Regions from separate parts of the Homo sapiens genome. Here region 2 is linked to region 1. A link is an interaction called in ENCODE POLR2A ChIA-PET data of the cell type or tissue named here. Cell type or tissue: K562. All regions are shown on one strand. Each heading gives the region's core, and the rest is flanking DNA. Links, peaks and the distances in the headings are about the cores only. Region 1 has its middle 32 kb from the start of ATP2C2. Region 2 overlaps ATP2C2 (ATPase secretory pathway Ca2+ transporting 2).

Evidence for each region. ChIA-PET counts read pairs that join two places held together with the same protein. Peaks named below come from ENCODE experiments on the same cell type or tissue, not always from the same donor. Only the 100,000 strongest peaks of a DNase experiment are listed, where the experiment ranks them.
Region 2: POLR2A ChIA-PET joins it to region 1 with 5 read pairs; 2 of 35 experiments call an interaction of 5 or more read pairs at or near these places.

What each region holds. Positions count from the first base shown.
Region 1 is chr16:84,335,403-84,338,250 of GRCh38, reverse strand. No RefSeq gene overlaps it. Among named protein-coding and RNA genes, the nearest start is that of ATP2C2, 32 kb to the left of the region's middle. In K562, for the core only: no CTCF peak of the experiment used is centred there; no DNase peak of the experiment used is centred there.
Region 2 is chr16:84,405,091-84,408,004 of GRCh38, reverse strand. ATP2C2 (ATPase secretory pathway Ca2+ transporting 2) reads right to left here. Exons shown (of 27, transcript NM_014861.4): 3 at 2,761-2,877. Among named protein-coding and RNA genes, the nearest start is that of ATP2C2, 38 kb to the right of the region's middle. In K562, for the core only: no CTCF peak of the experiment used is centred there; a DNase peak (open chromatin) is centred at 1,494; H3K27me3 peaks cover 2,500 bases.

The DNA.
Region 1 (2,848 bases), core at 1-2,500:
TTTAGGCCAGGCACCGTGGCTCACGCCTCTACTCCTAGCACTTTGGGAGGCCGAGGCAGGCGGATTGCCTGAGTTCAGGAGTTCGCGACCAGTCTGGGCAACATGGTGAAACACTGTCTCTACTAAAATACAAAAAATATATATATATATTAGCCGGGTGTGGCAGCGTGTGCTTGTAGTCCCAGTTACTCAGGAGGCTGAGGCAGGAGAATTGCTTGAACCTGGAGGCGGAGGTTGCAGTGAGCCCAGATCATGCCACCGCACTCCAGCCTGGCGACACAGCGAGACTCCGTCTCAAAAAAAAGAAAAAAACTACTGATTTTTGAATGTTGATTTTGTATCCTGAAACTTTACTGAATTTATTTATCAGTTCCAATAGTTTTTTGGTGGAGTCTTTAGGTTTTTCCAAATATAAGATCATATCGTCTGCAAAAACGTATAATTTGACTTCTTTCTTTCTAGTTTGGATGCCCTTTTTCTCTCTCGTCTGACTGCTGTAGCCGGAACTTTCAGAACTGTGTTGAATAGCAGTGGTGAAAGTGGGCCTCTTCATCATGTTCCATATCTTTGAGGAACGGCTTTCAGTTTTTCCCCATTTAGTGACACTAGCTATGGGTCTGTCATGCATGGCTTTTATTATGTTGAGATATGTTTCTTCTATATCCAGTTTTTTGAGGGTTTTTATTATGAAAAGATGTTGTGTTTTATCAAATGTTTTTTCAGCATCAATGGAAATGATCATATGGTTTTTGTCCTTCATTCTGTTGATATGATGTATCACATTAATTGATTTGAGGATGTTGAACCATCCTTGCATCCCTGGGATAAAACCCACTTGGTCATGATGAATGATCTTTTTAATATGCTGTTCAATTTCCTAGTATTTTGTTGAGGATTTTTGCATCAATATTTATCAGAGATATTGGCCTATAGTTTTTTTTAATGTGTCTTTGTCTGGTTTTGATATCAAGGTAATACTAGCCTTGTAGAATGAGTTTGGAAGTAGTCCCTTCTCTATTTTTCACAATGGTTTGAGCAGGATTGGAATTAGTTCTTCTTTAAAAGTTTGGTAGAATTCAGCAGTGAAGCCATCAGGTCCTGCACTTTTCCTAACTGGGAGACGTTTTGTTATGACTTCAATCCTGTTACTTGTTATTGGTCTGTTCAGGTTTTGGATTTCTTTCTTTTTTTTTTCTTTGGGACAGAGTCTCACTCCATCACCCAGGCTGGAGTAAAGTGGTACAATCTTGACTCACTGCAACCTCCACCTCCCGGGTTCAAGCAATTCTCATGCCTCAGTCTACTGAGTAGCTGGAATTACAGATGTGCACCACTGTGCCCAGCTAATTTTTGTATTATTATTGTTATTATTTGAGACAGAGTCTTGCTCTGTAGCCCAGGCTGGAGTGCAATGGCGTGATCTCAGCTCATTGCAACCTCCACCTCCCAGTTCAAGCAATTCTCATGTCTCAGCCTCCCGAGTAGCTGGGATTATAGGCACCTGCCCTCATGCCCAGCTAATTTTTGTATTTTTGTAGAGACAGGGTTTCACCATATTGGCCAGGCTGGTTTTGAACTCCTGACCTCAGATGATCTGCCTGCCTCGGCCTCCCAGAGTGCTGGAATTATAGGTGTGAGCCACCGTGCCCAGCCTAATTTTTGTATTTTTAGTAAAGACAGGGTTTTACCATGTCAGCCAGGCTGGTCTCAAACTCCTGACCTCAAGTGATCTGTCAGCCTTGGCCTCCCAAAGTGCTGGGATTACAGGCATTAGCCACCGCACCCAGCCAGGTTTTGGATTTTTTTCATGGCTCAATCTTTGTTTTTTTTTTTTAAACAGAGTCTTGTTCTGTTGCCCAGGCTGGAGTGCAATGGCGTGATCCCGGCTCACTACAACCTCCACCTCCCGGTTCAAGCGATTATTGTGCCTCAGCCTCCAGAGTAGCTGGGATTACAGTCACATGCTTCCATGCCTGGCTAATTTTGGTATTTTTAGTAGAGCTAGGGTTTCAAGATGTTGCCCAGGCTGGTCTTGAACTCTTGACCTCAGGTTATCCACCTGTCTTGGCTTCCCAAAGTGCTGGGATTACAGGCATCAGCCACTGCACCCAACTCACGGTTCAATCTTGCTAGGTTCTATATGTGTAGGAATTTATCCATTTCCTCTAGATTTTCCAATTGGTTGGCATACAGTTGCTCATAGTAGCCACTGATGATTCTTTGAATTTCTGCAGTATCAGTTGAATGCCTCCTTTTAAATCTCTCATTTTGTTTATTTTGGTCTTCTATTTTTTTTTTTTCTTAGTCTGGGTAAAGGCTTGTCAATTTTATCTGTCTTTTCAAAAAATGAACTTTTTGCTTTGTTGATCTTTTGTATTGTTTTCTTCATTTCAAATTCATTTATTTCTGCTCTGGCTTTTATGATTTCTTTTCTTCTCCTAACTTTGGGTTTGGTTTGCTCTTGCTTTTCTAGTTCTTTAAGATGCATTGTTATGTTATTTATTTGAAGTTTTTATTCTTTTTTGATGTAGGCACTTACCTCCTCTTTAAGGCCAATAACTCTTAGATTTGCCCTTTTGCGACTATTATCTAGATCCTGTAGGCCATGCTTCATTCTTTTTTATTATTTCTTCTTCTGTCCTCTGACTGTGTATTTTCAAATAGTCTGTCTTTAAGCTCACTAATTCTTTCTTCTGCTCGATCAATTCTGTTATTAAGAGACTCTGATGCATTCTTCACTATGTCAATTGCATTTTTCAACTCTAGAATTTTTGCTTGATTCTTTTTAATAATTTCAATCCCTTTGTTAAATTTATCTGATAGAATTCTGAATTCCTTATCTGCGTTA
Region 2 (2,914 bases), core at 309-2,808, 69 kb before region 1:
GCCTGCTCCTGTAACAGCCTCTAGGGACTCCAATGATGTCCCTCTCTAAAACAGCCGTTCCCAAAACTTCCTGAGAAGATTTTTACTTTATTTTATATATCTGCCCTTTCATTTCAGAGACATCTCATGGTAGCTCATGTTACAGAGGATTGAAAAGAAATGCAAACACATAAAACCGGATTCAGAAGGCAGACCAAAGATCAGGATAAGGAAGAGAGTTACAATATCAACAAGGGCTGGGTGCAGAGGCTCACACTGTAATCCCAGCCCTTTGGGAGGCAGAAATGGGAGGACTGCTTGAGCCCAGGAGTTTCAGTCCAGCCTGGGAAACACAGCAAAATCCCATCTTTACAAAAAAATGAAAAAATGAGCTGGGCATGGTGAGGTGCACCTGTGGTCCCAACTACTCAGAAGGCTAAGGCAGGAGGATCACTGGGGCCTGGGAAGTTGAGGCTGCAGTCAGCCGTGTTTATGCCGCTGCACTCCTGCTTGGACACCAGAGAAACCCTATCCCAGAATATAACAATAATAATAATGCACCTGGTCTGGGCACCTTGATTCCCAGGCTGCCAGGCTCCTGTCCCCTCAGGGACTCTGCACCCTGCCCTCCAGCGACGCCCTCCATCCACATCCTCACATGGCTTTCCGTCTCATTTCACTCAGATCTCTGCCCAGATGCCACCTCCTCAGAGCACCAGCCTAGTGCCTCCCTGCCATCCCGTCCAGAGCCTTACGCCGTGCTAAGGTAGAATTCCTAATGGTGAGACTCCTGAGACAGAGGAACAGGGCTGCCTTGTGAGGTGATGAGTTCCCTGTCACTGGGGGAAAGATAGGAGAATCACAACACTTGGCATGCAGGAGGAACTCAACACATGTAAGGAATTAATAAGGGAGAGCAGACAGAACCCGTATACGCAAGGGCAGGAAAACCCAGCCGTCAGGAGCTCCCGTCCAGTCCTACAAGGATTCCCACAGATGCATTGCTGAACCGACAAGCTATAAGATGAATGAGCAGGTCCTCTGCTCTCAAGAAATTTAAGAGATTTCATTTTGGGGAACACCCTGGCTGGAGGCTGGAGGAGGATCCTTGGTGAGAAGGAAGATGTTCACGGTGGGTTTCGACAGAGCAGAGGGGAACGAGGAAGGAGGATAACCAGGGGAAGTGGGGGAGCGGGTCCTAGTGGAAGGGGTGCCAGGGCAGAGCAAAGAGATCTCCAGCCGCAGAGGGGAGCTCCTCCCTCACAGCCCATGTCTCGGCCTCCTTCCCTGAACCCCAACTTCCGGGAGCCTCCACTGCCTCTTCTCAGCCCTGCAGTTTTAGGAAGCTTCTGGGCTAGCCAGAACCACCTACATACCCAGAAGCCTATTTTGCTGCCAAAACGCATCGATGAATAACATTCCCAGAACACTGAGAACTGAGCCTTGATCAGGGAGGGGACCTCAAGGAGAGTGGAGACAGAGGATGCTGCCCAGGGGACTGTGATTGGTTCCGGAATCGACCAATGGAGGAAGCTGTAAACACAGAGCCAATAGGAAGGCGGTTGAAGCCTGGGGCAGCCCAGGGGCCAGAGAATGAAGAAGGGGATGTCAGGGATGGGGCCAAGAGCATGCAAAAGGCTGGAAAAGGGGATCTAAGGCCATCTAAATGCCCTCAGGCACCTGGAAAATTCTGCCTGTTCACTGAGCCTTTCTGAACTGGTCCTGCAAAGGTGGCAGGGACTGCCGACTTCTAGAATGGAACTTGGAGCCATGTCAATTGCAGTTTTTTCTTTCCCCTTCTTAGTGGCTTCCAGGCATTTGATTGTGTGCCATTCATTCAGCACCGCGCCAGCACCGATGGCAGCAGCTAGCAAGGGAAGGGGCTCTGGGTGCAGCTCCCTGGCTGCACTGCTCTGCACTGCTCCTCACAGCTATGTGACTTTGGGCTCAGGTTACAGTAGGACACCCAGTAAAATCTAAATTTCAGAAAAACAAGGAACTTTTTGTTTTTAGTATAAGCACGTCCACTGTATTGGGACACACTTATACTAGAAATTGCTTCTTGTTTATCTATCTGAAATTCACTTTGGTTTTGTTGTTGTTGTGGAGACAAGGTCTCACTCTGTTGTCCAGGCTGGAGCACAGTGGCACAATCTCAGTTCACTGCAGCCTCCACCTCCTGGGTTCCAACAATCCTCCCACCTCAGCCTCCTCAGTAGCTGGGATTACAGGCATCCACTACCACATCCGGCTAATTTTTATATTTTTAGAAGAGACGGGGTTTCGCCATGTTGGCCGGGCTGGTCTTGAACTCCTGGGCTCAAGTGATCCACCCGCTTCAGCCGCCCAAAGTGCTTGGATTACAGGCACGAGCCACCACGCCCAGCCTGAAATTGAAATTTAACAGGGCATCCTATATTGTTATTTGCTAAACCTGGCAACTCTGGGGAAATCTTTCAACCTCTGCACTTCTCCTTCCTCATGTGCAAAGGCGGGATTAGGAGGAGGATTAGTAAGCGCATGCTTACTTATTCACTTACTCATATAGCGTGGGGCCCGGGGCCTGCTCAACTGTCTACGAAAGTGATCACTGTTTTTCCTGATCGCGGTTGCCTGGGAGTTGGTGATTTGCTCATGACTGATGCTCAGGCTGGCTGGGGCAGCGTGAAAGGGGCGGGAGCTGTCCAAGGATGCCTTCCATCAACATTGAAAGATGGAATGGCTGCCCCACCCTCGCTGGCTTATGCATGTTAATGCAAAGAATGACACCTCTGGTCCTACCTGATCCAGGTATTTCTTCCACACAGGTTCGCTGTTGTCAGCAACAAACTCATTCCAGCCATGGGCCAGCCGGCGCTGCGTCACCGAGAACTCCGACAGCCCAGTGTGTAAGTCCACCTGGAAGGAGAGGTCAGGCACAAGCTCACTCATGGGC